Linked DNA regions of Homo sapiens: all the other regions are linked to region 3. Evidence: read pairs that join two places in POLR2A ChIA-PET (ENCODE). Cell type or tissue: PC-3. All regions are shown on one strand. Region 1 has its middle 22 kb from the start of NCAPG2. Region 2 overlaps ESYT2 (extended synaptotagmin 2). Region 3 overlaps DYNC2I1 (dynein 2 intermediate chain 1).

Region 1 (5,000 bases), 140 kb after region 3:
GCTCCTGCCCCACCCACCTCCACACTTGCTCCTCTCCTCTCCTCTCCCCAGCACCTCCACGCGGGCTCTTACCATGACTGGCCCAGCTCACATCCACTCCCCGTAACTTCTCAGTTGAAAGCTGATCTCGGTGTCCTGTGAGTTTTCTTAGCATCATGTGTGTGTATGTGTTTTTTTTTTTTTTTTTTTTTGAGACAGGTTCTTACTCTGTTGCCCAGGCTGGAGTGCAGTAGGGGGATCAAGGGATCCCCCCCACCTCAGCCTCCCAAAGTATTGGGATTACAGGCCTACGCCACCATCCCGGCCTGTGTTACTTTGATTCACCAAATTTAACGTAATTACAATTTAGTTTTATTTAAAACTTTCCTACATGGACTGTAAACTTTCAAGGGCAGAGATTATGTGAGTTTTATTTAAAACTCACTGGTCGCCTATCACTGTTCCAGACACATGGTAAACCAATTATCTGTTGAATAAATGTATAAAGTTTGGCAGACGGCTCACACCTGTAATCCCAGCACTTTGGGAGGCCAAAGCAGGTGGTTCACTTGAGCTCAGGAGTTCAAGAGCAGCCTGGGCAACATGGCAAAACACTGTCTCTACCAAAAATACAAAAATTAGCCAGGCGTGGTGGCGCATGCCTATGGTCCCAGCCACTCGGGAGGCTGAGCAGAAGAAGGATCACTGGAGCCAGGACGTCGAGGATGCAGTGAGCCATGATTGCGTTGCCGCACTCCAGGCTGGGTGAGACAGCAAGACCCTGTCTCAAGAAATAAATACGTTTGGCAGACCAAAATATAATTCATCTCGTCTAACAAGTTTCCATTCAAAAAAAGATATATACCTACTAACGGTTGTTAGTGACGACTAAGGAGAAGATACTGCTAAGCGTGATGGATACTATTGAGAGAAAAAGCCAAGGGCCTCCTCATCTGAGAAACAGTTGAGACATGAAAGTTGGAAACACCCAGGAAGTCTGCCTTTAACTATTTACTGTTATTCTCAACTTCCTGGGCAATATAATACAAAGAAAAAAGATTATCTGGAAATTTTTACAAAGAGATAGTCATTTTCAGATACAAGATTGCCTACCTGGAAATCCCAATAATAATACTCTGCAAAGAAGGCCAGGCACGGTGGCTCACACCTGTAAGCCCAACGCTTCGGGAGGCCAGGCATGGCAGCTCACACCTGTAAGCCCAACGCTTTGGGTGGCCGAAGCAGGAGGATCAGTGGAGCCCAGGAGTTTGAAACCAGCCTGGGCAACAGAGTGAGACCTCATCTCTATAAAAATAAAAAAACTAGCTGGGCATGGTGGGTGCACACTTACAGTTCTAGCTACTTGGGAGGCTGAGGTGGGAGGATCTCTTGAGCCCAGGAGGTTAGGAGGCTGCAGTGAGCTATGATTGTGCCACTGCACTTCAGTGTGGGCGACAGAGTAAGACCCTGTCTCAAAAAAAATATCTGGGCCGGGCGTGGTGGCTCACACCTGTAATCCCAACACTTTGGGAGGCCGAGGTGGGCAGATCACGAGGTCAGGAGATTGAGACCATCCTGGCTAACGTGGTGAAACCCCGTCTCTACTAAAAATAAAAAAAATCGGCCAGGTGTGGGGGCACACGCCTGTAGTCCCAGCTACTCGGGAGGGCGAGACAGGAGAATCACTTGAACCCAGGAGGCGGAGCTTGCAGTGAGCCAAGATCGCGCCACTGCACTCCAGCTTGGGCGACAGAGCGAGACTCGGTCTCAAAAATAAATAAATAAATAAAAATCTGGAGGCCGGGCGTGGTGGCTCACACCTGTAATCCTAGTACTTTGGGAGGCCAAGGCAGGTGGATCACTTAAGGTCAGCAGTTTGAAACCACCTTGGCCATCATGGTGAAACCCCATCTCCACTAAAAATACAAAAAATTAGCTGGGCATAGTGGTGCGCACCTGTAATCCCAGCTACTCAGAAGGCTGAGGCAGGAGAATCACTTGAACTGGGGGAGGCAGAGACTGCAGTGAGACGAGATCATGCCACTGCACTCCAGCCTGGGCGACAGAGTGAGACTCCATCACCAAAAAAAAAAAAAAAATCTGGAAAATATTTGGATGTAGAAATGTCTGTGTCGTATATGGTAATGCCAATAGCTATTGGAAAATATGGAAAAAGTCATACAGCAGCAGCCTTAGAAGTGCAACAGCACAGATGACCAGCAGCCTTGCTGCCTCTGGAGGGGAAAGAAGGAGCTTATTGCTCTCCAAAAGTTCCATCCCCAGGGAATTGTCACTATTTCAACTCTCAGGCTCCCAGGAAAACTCCATCTCCAGGTTTGTTGGTCCAGAAGAATCGGTGGCGGTTGTTTAACATTGCAGCTGCCTGAGGCAGTGGTAGCAGTTGGGACAAACAAGAGGCCAACCAAACACTTTGAAAGGAGAACCTAGGGGATGAGACTGTCCACAGAGGGCTTTGTAAAACTCTGGCATTGCTGGGGTGCTAGACACATGCACATGCCGGGCTGTGCACATCCCCAGGAAAGACCTGCAAGAGTTCTCATTTCTGGCTGTGAGGTGCCTGCTGGAAGACTGAAGGCACCCAGCACATGCACAGGGCCCCTTGGCAGCAGGTGGGAGACCAACTGGTCTGAAGTATTCAAAGAAGTCCTTTCCAATCCTTAGCTGGCACGTGAGCTAACCCAGCAGAGGCTTCAGAGGCAGCATGTGACAACACAGCTTCTAGAGAGTCCAAGTATGTTACTAAACACAAAGAAACAACAGTGACAACCATCATCAACAACAAAGCCAGGAGTGGAAGAGGGATCTTGTCTACAGAGTTGCCACACTATATTATCTTTATTTTTTTTTATTTTTTTTTTAGATGAGTCTTGCACTGTTGCCAGGCTGGAGTGCAGTGGTGCCATCTTGGCTCACCACAACCTCCACCTCCTGGGTTCAAGCAATTCTTCTACCTCAGCCTCCCGAGTAGCTGGGACTACAGGCGCCCACCACCATGCCCGGCTAATTTTTGTATTTTTAGTAGAGACGGGGTTTCACCATGTTGGCCAGGCTGGAGTATATTATCTTAAATGTCCAGATTCAATGAAAAAAGGATGAGGCATGCAAAGAAACAGCAGAGTGAAGGCCACACACAGGAAAAAGGTAGTCAGATAAACCACCCCAAAGGAAGTCCTGGTGCTGGACATCATGTGGACGAAGACAAGACCCTGAATCCACTTTTAACGTGTTCACGGGAATAAGGGAATCATGTCAACAATTACAAGAAAGTATGAAAATGATGTCTCACCAAAACAGAGAAGATCAGTATAGAGAAATTACGAAAACAGTAACCAGAAAGCCTGGGGTTTAAAGAAGTGTAATGTGAAATTCACTAGGGGAGCTCACCCATGTATCTGAGCTGACAGAGGAAAGAATCAGCAAACTTGGAGGTGGCTCCATCGAGATTATCCAGTCTGAGGGACAAAAAGAATAAAGAAAAACGAACCTGACATACGTGCAGTGAGAGTTCCAGAAGGGGAGGAGGGAGAGAAGCACCAGTGAAAACACTGAAAGAAATAATAAGCAAAAACTCCCTAATTTGGAAAGAGCCACACGCAGGCACATCTTAGTTAAACTGTTTGAAAAGACGATGCAACTAGAGAAAGACTCATCGCCTCCGCAGTGCGAACTGCTGAGTTCTCATCAGAAACCCTGAAGGCAGAGCAGAGGGATGAGGGATTCAAGGTGCTCACAGAGCCTGTCAGCCAGGAATCCTGTCGGCAACAGCTGTCTACAGTGAAGGAGAAACTAAGGCATTGTCAGATTTTTTTTTTTTTTAAGAGAACTTGTTGTGAGCCAGCGTGCCCTACAAGAAATACTAAGGATAAAGTCACTTTTTTGTCTTTGCGTACATGTCAGGCCCTAAACAGAAACACCTCTCTAGAGGGTCTACGTTTCCATTTTGCAGGACCTCAAGTCTGGGAAACAGGGAGGCCCAGTGGGGTAGAGCATGGCTCTGGAGTCAGAACCCCCAGGTTCAAGCCCCACTTCCGTCCCACGGGACCTGGAGCAAGTCAAGTAACTTCTCTGCCTCCATTTCCCCCTCTGCAGAGCAGGAATCGCTGTAGTCCTTACCTCAAAGGCAGAACTGAGGATGAAGTGAGGTCATCCCTGGAAAGCACTTAGGACAGCACTGGCCCATCGCATTGGACCATCATCAGCCACCACGTCCACTCTCTGTCCTCAGCTTTGCATGATCGTCAGCCACCACGTCCACTCTCTGTCCTCGGCTTTGCACGATCATCAGCCACCATGTCCACTCTCTGTCCTCGGCTTTGCACGATCATCAGCCACCACGTCCACTCTCTGTCCTCAACTTCTATCAGAATGTGGCACCCTCCCCTCCTTGTCCACTAGGTTAGGACAACAATAGTGTTACACTTTCTCTTATACTCAAATCCCCAAATCATTAAGGCATGAACCTTCCACCAACCTAACTGTCAGAGGTGCCTCTCCCCTCTCCAACTCCAGATTCCTTCCCCACATACCTGGCTATTCAGTATCTTCTAGCATTTGCTACTCATTTGTCCAAGAACAAGGCCCTCTACTCCCCTGCCTTTTTGGTTGTTGTTGTTGTTTTTGACAGAGTCTTGCTCTGTTGCCCAGGCTGGAATGCAGTGGCATGAACACAGCTCACTGTAGCCCCAACCTTCCAGGCTCAAGTGATCCTCCTACCTCAACCTCCCTAGTAGCAGAGACTACAGACATGCACCACCACAGCTGGCTAATTTTTTAATATTTTGTAGAGATGGGGCTTTGCCACATTGCCCAGGCTGGTCTCAACTCCTGGTCCAGAGGGCTCATGTGATCTTCCCGCCTCGGCCTCCACGGTGCTGGGATTACAGGCGTGAGCCACTGTGCCTGGCTACCCCCACCTTTTTGAGGTCATGCGTCTGTTGGGCCTGTGTATCCCCAGTGAAGTCCCCCAGGGCTCCACTTGGCCTTTTGGGGCCTCCTTCATT
Region 2 (5,000 bases), 57 kb after region 3:
AGTGCTGGGATTACAGGTATGAGCCACCACGCACCACGCCCCGTCACTTTTGCCCATTTTTTAATTGGCTTAATGTGATCCAAAGTTTACTACAGTAGCCCCCCCTTATCTGTGGGGGATATTTTCCAAGATCCCCAGTGAAACAAGATAGTACCAAACCCAGTTGCTGTCAATCAGAACATCTGTTTTGTCTTCTACCCACAAACTTATTTGTTTATTTATTGGTTTTGTTTTGTTTTGTTGTTGTTGTTGTTTTCTGAGATAGAATCTCACTCTGTCACCCAGGCTGGAGTGTAATGGCGCAGTCTCGGCTCACTGCAACCTCTGCCACCCGAGTTCAAGCAATTCTCGTGGCTCAGCCCCTCCCAAGTAGCTGGGACTACAGGTGCCCACCACCACACCTCGTTAATTTTTTTTTTTTTTTTTTAGTAGAGATGGGATTTCGCATGTTGGCCAGCCTGGTCTTGAACTCCTGACCTCAAGTGATCTGCCGGCCTCAGCCTCCCAAAGTGCTGGGATTACAGGCAAAGTCCTGGGATTACAGATGTGAGCCCCTGTGCCAGGCCCCAGCCACAAATTTAATGCCTTTTCCATCTTAAAGTTTGACATGTGACAGCAAAACTAGCATGAAATTATTTTCCTTCTTCAGTTTCACAGATGGAAGATTCGTTCTTACATCTTAGCAACCTCAGCGTATGATACTTAGTAAGTCGAGAACTTTCACCTTTTCACTTAAAGGAAGCACTCAATGGCTTCTCTTTGGCATATCTGAATGGCCAACATCACTGTTGGTGTGTTTTGGGCCATTAAGTAAAATAAAGGTGACTTGAAATGAGCACGTCGATCCCACGACACTTGAGCTGACGATCAAGACAGCACAGGTGAGTGGGCGGGAGCATGCTCGGCGCGAACGTGCCGGACGGGGCTCGTGTCTCGAGCTGGACAGAGTGAGATTTCATCACCTTACTCAGAACAGCATGCGGTTTAAAACTGACGAATTGTTTGTTTCTGGAAGTTTCCATTTAATATTTTCTGACCTTGGTTGACTGCGGGTGATTGAAATCACAGTGGAACTGCCGATAAGTAGGGGATTTCTGTAATAGGTAACAAATTGGATCCAGGTCAGTGGGTTCAGTTTTCAAACACTTTAGTTACCCCAATGTTAAGATTTGGGGTATTTCTAATAAAAAAAGGAATGTTTGGCAGACATTTTTCTGCACCTGGAGCTGTGGGGCCTGCTCTCTGGAGAGAGAGGCTGGACGGCCCTACCCCGTGGCGCCATCCTTTTGCGGGTTTGCGCATCCCTCTCAGCGGGCAGCAAGCCTCAGCTCATAGCCTGGCCTCCTTTTTGTTTTTGTGGCCAGTGAACAGCTTTTACATTTTTTAATGGCTGGAAGAAAGTAATTTGTAGGAGGTGAAAATGTTATGAAATTCAAATTTCAGTGACCATATTAAAGTTCTTTTGGAACACAGCCGTGCTCATTAGTTCATACTCCAACTGTGGTTGAGTTGTAGTGACAGAGACCTCATGGCCCGTAAGTGCCCCAGATATTTCCTGTCTGACCCTTTATGGGGAATGTGTAACAGCAAACAGCAGTGAGGCACACAGGCTATAATTGGGAAAGATGTTCTGGAACCTTGGTATCGAACATCCAGTGAAGGTAATGAACATATTCAGGAAAAAAGTACTAGTGTTTTCATGTGTCTGATTATTTACTGTTTCTTCATTGTGTACAAATAAATAATTAAAAAGGAAACAGTAAGTTTTAGGGTGGTAAATTTCCGACCTCCTTCTCATAAGTCGCGATAATTTCCTATCTGCATGAGAATAAAGTTAAGCTCCTAGGAGATACATAAACTTATTTCTTCAAAATGTAAAATTCACAGATAAATTTTAAGTCCGATGTTAATTCTGAATCCATGTAGATAGATTTTTAGTATTCCAGTCACTTCTGTAATTCTTTTTTTTTTTTTTTTTTCCTTCAGACGGAGTCTTGCTCTGTCGCCCAGGCTGGAGTGCAGTGGTGCGATATCGGCTCGCTACAAACCCTGCCTCCCGGGTTCATGCCATTCTCCTGCCTCAGCCTCCTGAGTAGGTGGGACTACAGGCGCCCACCACCACGGTTGGCTAATTTTTTGTATTTTTAGTAGAGACGGGGTTTCAAATAACCCTGTTTTTACAATCTCATGTAGTTTCTCATATATATATATTAGAATAAACTATATATACTATGTATATAGTCACACAAAGCTGGATTCATTTAAGTAGTATACAGAATATATGCAATTAATTCAGTGCTACAATTGCCCATCTATCTTTTAATCCATTCCAGTCAAAACATAAGCGTGTATATTTGAATTAATATTCATTTGATTTAAATTTAAAATAAAAACAACCGGATTGTCTTAGGTGTTTCAGTGGAGGAGATGAGAAGACAGATTTCCTATTCTTGGACTCATTTTAATTTGTGATATTGATGTAACTCATGCCAGAACTTCAGCTTAAATCACGATTATGAAATAATTGTGTGACCTTTCTTTTAGCAGAGACAGGAAAATGTCTAAAGGACTTCAGAATTTTGTGAGAATATGCTTCAAATCTTTGAAAAATATTCTTCACGGACGTGTTTATATGTAAATAAGTCTGTTGACATTAGTGTTTCCATGAAGGGATACCCTGTTCTCCTGAGTAGAAGCTGTGAGGCATCCCTGTTTTGACTCTGCCATTGAATATTAGTCCTGGTTTAAATTCTCCTAATATTTCACGCATGCACTAAAAGGGGGCTTAACCCCTTTAAAAAATAAATGGATAGAGGAAGAGTATATGTCAGATATAACATGAAATTCAGGGTACGTTCTCTTAGGAATTTAAGACTTGGATTTCAAGTGACTTAGACAGCTTTGTTATGAAAGGTATGCTGGGATCAACCTAGTTTTTAAGTTTTTCTTTGACTCTGTTTTCTGATCTACCAGAATAGGTGATGGTCACTTGTCTAATGAAGAAATAGTGATGAAGTGTTGCAAACAGTGAGGAAGCCCTCTCAAGGCCAGTGCCTCCTACGCATTGTGCGCCAGCGCCTCCTACGCGGTGTGCCCCGGCACCTCCCACGCGGTGTGCCCCGGCGCCTCCCACGCGGTGTGCCCCGGCGCCTCCCACGCGGTGTGCCCCGGCGCCGGCTCTGCTGCTAGTGTCCTCCTTCAGGCCAAAAGAGCCCTGTGTCCCTGGGGCCCATGGTGGCCACAGCTGTGGCTCAGCCGTCATTCCTTTCGTGGCAAGAGTCCTTATTTTACACTGTTAAGAGTTTTAGGTGACATAAGAAAGCAACAATTTGCCATAGCTCTGGTAGACAACACCATTTGATTTGTGGTGAGAAAGTCAAGGAGTGACCATGATCACTACCTGTGGTCTCAGTTAAAAACTTCAGGGATATTAGTGTCTTTTCGGATTTCCTAGTGAAATTTCTCATTAATGTAAAAAGCACCTGGGGAGAATTTTGAAAATGTTTTCTGTTAAGAAATGACCTTAAACAGATGGATTTTTAAGCAGTGTCATTGCACCAAAGCATTAGGGTATCCAGTTACTCTGTTGCAGTAATCGAAGCCCATAAACCACAGAGAAAATTACAACCTTGTGGATTTTGGAAAAGATCAATTGCTTTATTTACTGTGTGAATTAATTGATGGCCTGCTTTTTATGTAGACTAGAAATAGATAAAAATGGTTATCTTCTGCAATTTCCTTTTACTATTGGAGGTAGTAATTTGACCATACTGTGACAGCTTATTACAGGGTTGACAGATGTTTTTAGATTCCTCTCTACCTTTTTAACCTTGACTACTTTCTTTGTAGAAGCAACTATTTGGATAAAGCATCCTAATATCTTTGAAAAAAATACCATTTAATCAAGATTTCTAACCTGCTTTTTCAGTTTCCATGAATACTGACCAAAGTCTCTAGAGAAGACAGGCAGATAGGATTTGAGGATCTTGAGGAGGGACAGATAGTTTGGGAGATGAGTAAAGACATTTGATTATACAAAGATCAGAAGGCACAAATTTGTGTTGGTACCAAATTATATTTAAGTCACTCTACTGCTAAGTTCAGCAGCCCAGCTGTGGGGACGAGCAGAGATCCCCACTGATGTGGAGAGCTAACAAGTGCTCCGTCAGATCCTCGTGCCTTACAGTTCTAAACATTGAAGCGCCGTGTGCCTGGAAGTCTCGTCCACTGTCAGGAATACTGTCCCTAATACTTTTTCTCATCGTAATCTGATAATATGAAGAGGTGGCTCTGAGTTGCTTTTCCCCAGGCCCCACAGAAGTGCTTCTCTTCCCTCCAGTGCAGGACACCAGCTTTCTTGGAAAGCACTGAATGAGGCCTTGGGTTTTTCATGCACCTCACCCTTCTCGGCAGCTTGTGTTTTTCACGCGCCTCACCTTTCTCAACAGTTTGGGTTTGTCACACACCTCACCTTTCTCGGCAGTTTGGGTTTATCAAGCGCCTCACTTTTCTCAGCAGTTCGGGTTTGTCACGCGCCTCACCCTTGTCAACAGTTTGGGTTTGTCACGTGCCTCACTTTTCTCAGCACTTTGGGTTTGTCACGCGCCTCACCTTTCTCAGCACTTTGGGTTTGTCACACACCTCACCTTTCTCGGCAGTTTGGGTTTATCACACGCCTCACCCTTCTCGGCAGTTTGGGTTTGTCGCGCGCCTCACTTTTCTCAGCAGTTTGGGTTTGTCACGCGCCTCACCCTTCTCGGCAGTTTGGGTTTGTCACACACCTCACCTTTCTCGGCAGTTTGGGTTTGTCACGTGCCTCACTTTTCTCAACAGTTTGGGTTTGTCACTCGCCTCACCCTTCTCAACGGTTTGGGTTTGTCACGCGCCTCACCCTTCTCGGCGGTTTGGGTTTGTCGCGCGCCTCACCCTTCTCGACGGTTTGGGTTTGTCGCGCGCCTCACCCTTCTCGGCGGTTTGGGTTTGTCGCGCGCCTCACCCTT
Region 3 (5,000 bases):
CTCGAACTCCCAACCTCAGGTGAGCCCCCCACCTCGGCCTCCCAAAGTGCTGGAATTGCAGTTGTGAGCCACCACGCCCGGCCAACTATTTGTTTAAAGTTAACTCCTACAGAGAGGTTTAATATAGGACCTGCTATAAAAAAAGGGCTGAATGGAACCCAGGACACGAGTGACCAGAGAGGGGACGCCCAGGATACTCGGGGACAGTCCAACCAGGAGACCCAGGAGACCAGGGTACCACAGAGAGGGGACGCCCAGGACACCAAGGGGCAGTCCAACCAGGAAACGTGGGCACCACAGAGAGGGGACACCCAGGACACTCAGGGACAGTCCAACCAGGAGACATGGGCACCACAAAGAAGGGATGCCCAGGACACCAATGGACAGTCCAACCAGGAGACATGGGCACCACAGAGAGGGGACACCTAGAACATTAGGGGACAGTTCAACCAGGAGACGTGGGCGCTGCACACAGGGGACGCTGAGGACATTCAGGGGACACTGGGAAGGCACAAGGCCACTAGCTCAGAATGTGAAAAGTAAGTATGTCACAAAACCCATCCAGTGGGGTTTCTTAATGGTTAACATTACTGATACTGACAAAGTTAAAAACCCTGAAGACAAGAGGTCTCTGACAGAGATCACAGGATTTTTCTTCGGCCTCTCTACTTTTCAGTATGAAAAGTAACAGCCATTTTCTTAAATGCACAGAATACTGACTACTTTGGAGCGCTTAAAACTCAGCTAATATGGACTGTTTACCCTCAAGTTTTCTATCCATGCTGTCTCCCTCTAGAGTTTCAAACTGTTCAACAGTGATTTACGACTTCCCTGCCCCGGTGCTGTCGGTCCCCACTTGCCACATGTAAACCACATGCTTCTGCCAAGGCCTTTTAAAGACCAACTTGACCTGCCCTCAGACTCTGCCCTATGGAGCAGCCCAGCAATCCACGCTTAAAATCAACTCTCCAAGTATGGAACCAAAGGGCAAAGTTCCCCAGCACTCCCAGGAGTGGAACAAACCCCAGCCTGGGGACTGGGGTGAGGAGACTCAGGAGAGCTAAGCAGCAAAACCATCAGCATGATTCAGCCCACGCACTAGTGGATGAGAACTGGAGCCTGCGGTCTTCAGCATCTGCAAGCACCTGTCCTGGGCCAGCATCCTTCATGCACATGGCAAGCAAACAGGAGATGAGCGGCTGCCCAGCACCAGCTCCCCAGGGCCTCTGTCCCTCGATTTATGCTCGATTTACATCAACTAAATCATCTAGAACCTTTTCATAACAAAATTCTATTGAGAACTGTACAGTAAGAACCCTGAACAATGTTTACATCCCTTTGATTTGCCTCCCGAATAAAACAGATGAAACTGATTTAACTCCCCTTCCCCTCAATGCAGGGCTTCAAGGGAATTCTTTTCCCCACTCTCATCTCATCCTGAAATCCAAGGAGAAGTAAACCTGGGCTGAAATCACTTCCAAGGTGGTATCACCTCCAAGGTGCACCATCAGAGGTGGTGAAGCCAAAACCTCACTTCAGGGAGGACACTCACAGCCCAGATGGAAAGCAAACCCCACCCCTGTGCCATCTTGTCCGACCCCCACTACGAGTGGGTGTGAGGGCTTCCGCGCTCTGTAAGCCAAACAGCAGAAGCCCCTGGACCTGACGCTCATTGTTCCTGCCACATAACCTCCGACAGCTGGGCAGACTCCAGCGAGAAGGTGCCACTGGCATCTGCAGCCACCTGTGGGCAGTGGGCTTCTCCCCTTGCTTTCTAACCCAGCCTCCTCTTTTAGAAAACACTCATCAGAGGTTAAAGTTAAATACTGATTTGAACTAGTTAATTGAACATTAAGAAATGTTTAAAAGAAGTTATTTTGAGCCAGGCATGGTGGCTCACACCTGTAATCCTAACACTTTGCTAGGCTGAGGTAGGAAGATTACTTGAGCCCAGGAGTTCAAGACCAGCCAGGGCAACACAGCAAGACCCCATCTCCATCAAAAAAAAAAATCAGCCAAGCATGGTGATTCAACCGCAGTCCCAGCTACTCAGGAGGCTAAGACAGGAGGCTCACTTGAGCCCAGGAGGTCGAGGCTGCAGTGAGCTGTGATAACTGCCACTGCACTCCAGCCCAGGCAACACAGCGAAACCCCATCTCTATTAAAAAATAAACAGAGGAAAGCGTCACCAGATACTACTATTTCTGCTTATAACATGTTTCTAAATCCACTCTTCCTTCCAGGGACACTGCCATAAATCCATTCTGGACCTTCAGGATGACCACTAGCTCTGTGCAAAGCAGCAAAGGCACTCTCCAGCCTGAGTCCCCACATGACAGAGACACCGCGGCCCAACCCTGTGACATTCATCTACATGGACCCAGTGGTATAGCGCTGACGTCCACATCGTCATCCTGTTCCCTGCATGACACTGAGAAAGAAAAGAAACTAATCTGAGGAATGTGAGCTCCTTTAAATGTTTAGGCCCAGAGCCACTGAAATGTGACAGTGGTCACGTCTCATTCCCCGCCACACCCAGAGCTAAGAACGTCTGCTCCCCCCCCCACACCCGGAGCTAAGGACGTCCCTCTCCCCCCACACCACACACACACACCGGGAGCTAAGGACTTCCCGCTCCCCACCCCGCCACACCCAGAGCTAAGGACGTCCCGCTCTCCCCCACATCCGCAGCTAAGGACGTCCTGCTCCCCGCAACACCAGGAGCTAAGGACGTCCCGCTCCCCACCCCCACACACGGAGCTAAGGACGTCCCGCTCCCCACCCCCACACACGGAGCTAAGGACGTCCCGCTCCCCCCTCCAACACCCTCCAACACCCGGAGCTAAGGACGTCCGGCTCCCCACCAAACACCCAGAGCTAAGGACGTCCCGCTCCCCCCCGCCCCCACACCGGGAGCTAAGGACGTCCCCCTTCCCCCCACACACCCGGAGCTAAGGACGTCCCGCTCACCGCCCCCCCCACACACACCAGGAGCTAAGGACGTCCCGCTCTCCCCACACCCCCCCCCAGCTAAGGACGTCCCGCTCACCGCCCCCCCCAAACACACCCGGAGCTAAGGACGTCCGGCTCACCGCCCCCCTCACACACACCTGGAGCTAAGGAAGTCCCGCTCCTCCCACACCCAGAGCTAAGTAAGCAGCCTGCTTTATGACCTCTTGACTCAGCATCACCACCAACAGCCATATTATTATTATTTAAAGAGTCTCATTCTGTCACCCAGGCTAGAGTTCAGTGGTGCCCAGAGGTGAAGCCTCCTGGGCTTCTGGGTGGGTGGGGACTTGGAGAACTTTTCTGTCCAGCTAAAGGACTGTAAACACACCAATCAGGACTCTGTCTTGCTGAAGGTTTGTAAACGCACCAATCAGCACTCTGTAAAAACGGACCAATCAGCGCTCTGCGTCTAGCTAAAGGTTTGTAAACGCACCAATCGGCACTCTGTAAAAATGCACTAATCAGCACTCTGTGTCTAGCTAAAGGTTTGTAAACGCACCACGATGTGGGCAGGGCCAAATAAGGGAATAAAAGCTGGCCCCCCTCCCCCCACCCCCAGCCAGCAGTGGCAACCTGCTTGGGTCCCCTTCCACACTGTGGAAGCTTTGTGCTTTGTTCTTCACAATAAATCTTGCTGCTGCTCACTCTTTGGGTCCACGCTACCTTTATGAGCTGTAACACTCACTGCAAAGGTCTGGGGCTTCACTCCTGAAGTCAGCGAGACCATGAACCCACCGGGAGGAACAAACAACTCCAGATGCGCCATCTTTAAGAGCTGTAACGCTCACTGCGAAGGTCTGTCGCTTCACTCCTGAAGTCAGCAAGACCACAAACCCACCAGAAGGAAGAAACTCCAGACACATCTGAACATGTGAAGGAACAAACTCCGGACACACCATCTTTAAGAATTGTAACACTCGCCGCGAGGGTCTGTGGCTTCATTCTTGAAGTCAGCGAGACCAAGAACCCACCAGAAGGAACCAACTCCGGACACAGTGCTATCATAGCTCACTACAGCCTTGACCTCCTGTGCTCAAGAAATCCTCCCACCTCAGCCTCCTGAGTAGCTGGGGCTACAGAAATGCACCACCATGCCCAGGCTTTTTTTTTTTTTTTTTTTTAAGAGATAGGGTCTTGCTATGTTGCCCAGGCTGGCCTCGAACTCCCATCCTCAAACAATCCTCCCTCCCAAAGTGCCAGGATTACAAGCATGAGCCACCACACCTGGCCAATAGCCATAAATTAACCTACCAATGTCATACACTGGACACCAGAATTCGTAACCTGCAGTTCAGTGATGTATAACCAATCAATAATCAATGTTATTTCTGTAAACCAGTACTTGACAAAGTATTTTGTAATCGTCCCCTGATTCGTCCTTTTCTCTTTAAACACTCAAGCCTCTCCTTTGTTCTCTGGAGCGCCTCCCAGTGTTTCCCAGGCTGTGGCCCTGATAGTCTCTATAATTAATTTTGCCTGGATTTTCTTTAGGTTGACGACACCAACATTAATTCTCAGAATTACAGAGTGGAATGAGCAGGAGCACTAACGGCCAGAGTGGTGTGCTTCACTAACCCTGCATGGCAACACACCAAACTAGGGCGCACGCTAAGAGACCCAGAGGGCAAGGCTGGCTCCCGCCTTTAGGACTGGGACATAATTTATCCTTTGCTGTCCTCATTTTTTTTCCAAAATTCCTTACACTAGAATTTTTAAGTTATCAAATTACTTAGGGCCAAATTATGAAATGCAGCCTATCCAGGTCTTCATTCTATTACTTGACTGTGTAACTGACGCTCCCTGGTAGGAAAAGTGCTCTGAAGAAAACGGTAACGAAGAAAACTAGGATGATCAGTTTCCATCACTGAATCCAAGGTTATTCCCTACAGTCACCGTAATTCACTCACCTAGGCCCTGGCTGGTGACCACACAGGCTGCTTCTAACACTCTGTACTCCATGTGACAAACGTGGCTGCAGGGAGCACCTG

Evidence for each region. ChIA-PET counts read pairs that join two places held together with the same protein. Peaks named below come from ENCODE experiments on the same cell type or tissue, not always from the same donor. Only the 100,000 strongest peaks of a DNase experiment are listed, where the experiment ranks them.
Region 1: POLR2A ChIA-PET joins it to region 3 with 10 read pairs; 7 of 35 experiments call an interaction of 5 or more read pairs at or near these places.
Region 2: POLR2A ChIA-PET joins it to region 3 with 16 read pairs; 23 of 35 experiments call an interaction of 5 or more read pairs at or near these places.

The regions. Positions count from the first base shown.
Region 1 is chr7:158,724,089-158,729,088 of GRCh38, reverse strand. No RefSeq gene overlaps it. Among named protein-coding and RNA genes, the nearest start is that of NCAPG2, 22 kb to the right of the region's middle. In PC-3, no CTCF peak of the experiment used is centred here; no DNase peak of the experiment used is centred here.
Region 2 is chr7:158,804,234-158,809,233 of GRCh38, reverse strand. The region is part of intron 1 of ESYT2 (extended synaptotagmin 2); the gene reads left to right. Among named protein-coding and RNA genes, the nearest start is that of ESYT2, 23 kb to the left of the region's middle. RefSeq lists an enhancer at 4,489-5,000. In PC-3, no CTCF peak of the experiment used is centred here; no DNase peak of the experiment used is centred here.
Region 3 is chr7:158,861,686-158,866,685 of GRCh38, reverse strand. All of the region lies in intron 1 of DYNC2I1 (dynein 2 intermediate chain 1), which reads right to left. Among named protein-coding and RNA genes, the nearest start is that of DYNC2I1, 7.6 kb to the right of the region's middle. RefSeq lists an enhancer at 4,627-5,000. In PC-3, no CTCF peak of the experiment used is centred here; DNase peaks (open chromatin) are centred at 2,535 and 3,185; H3K4me3 peaks cover 1,371 bases; H3K27ac peaks cover 2,411 bases.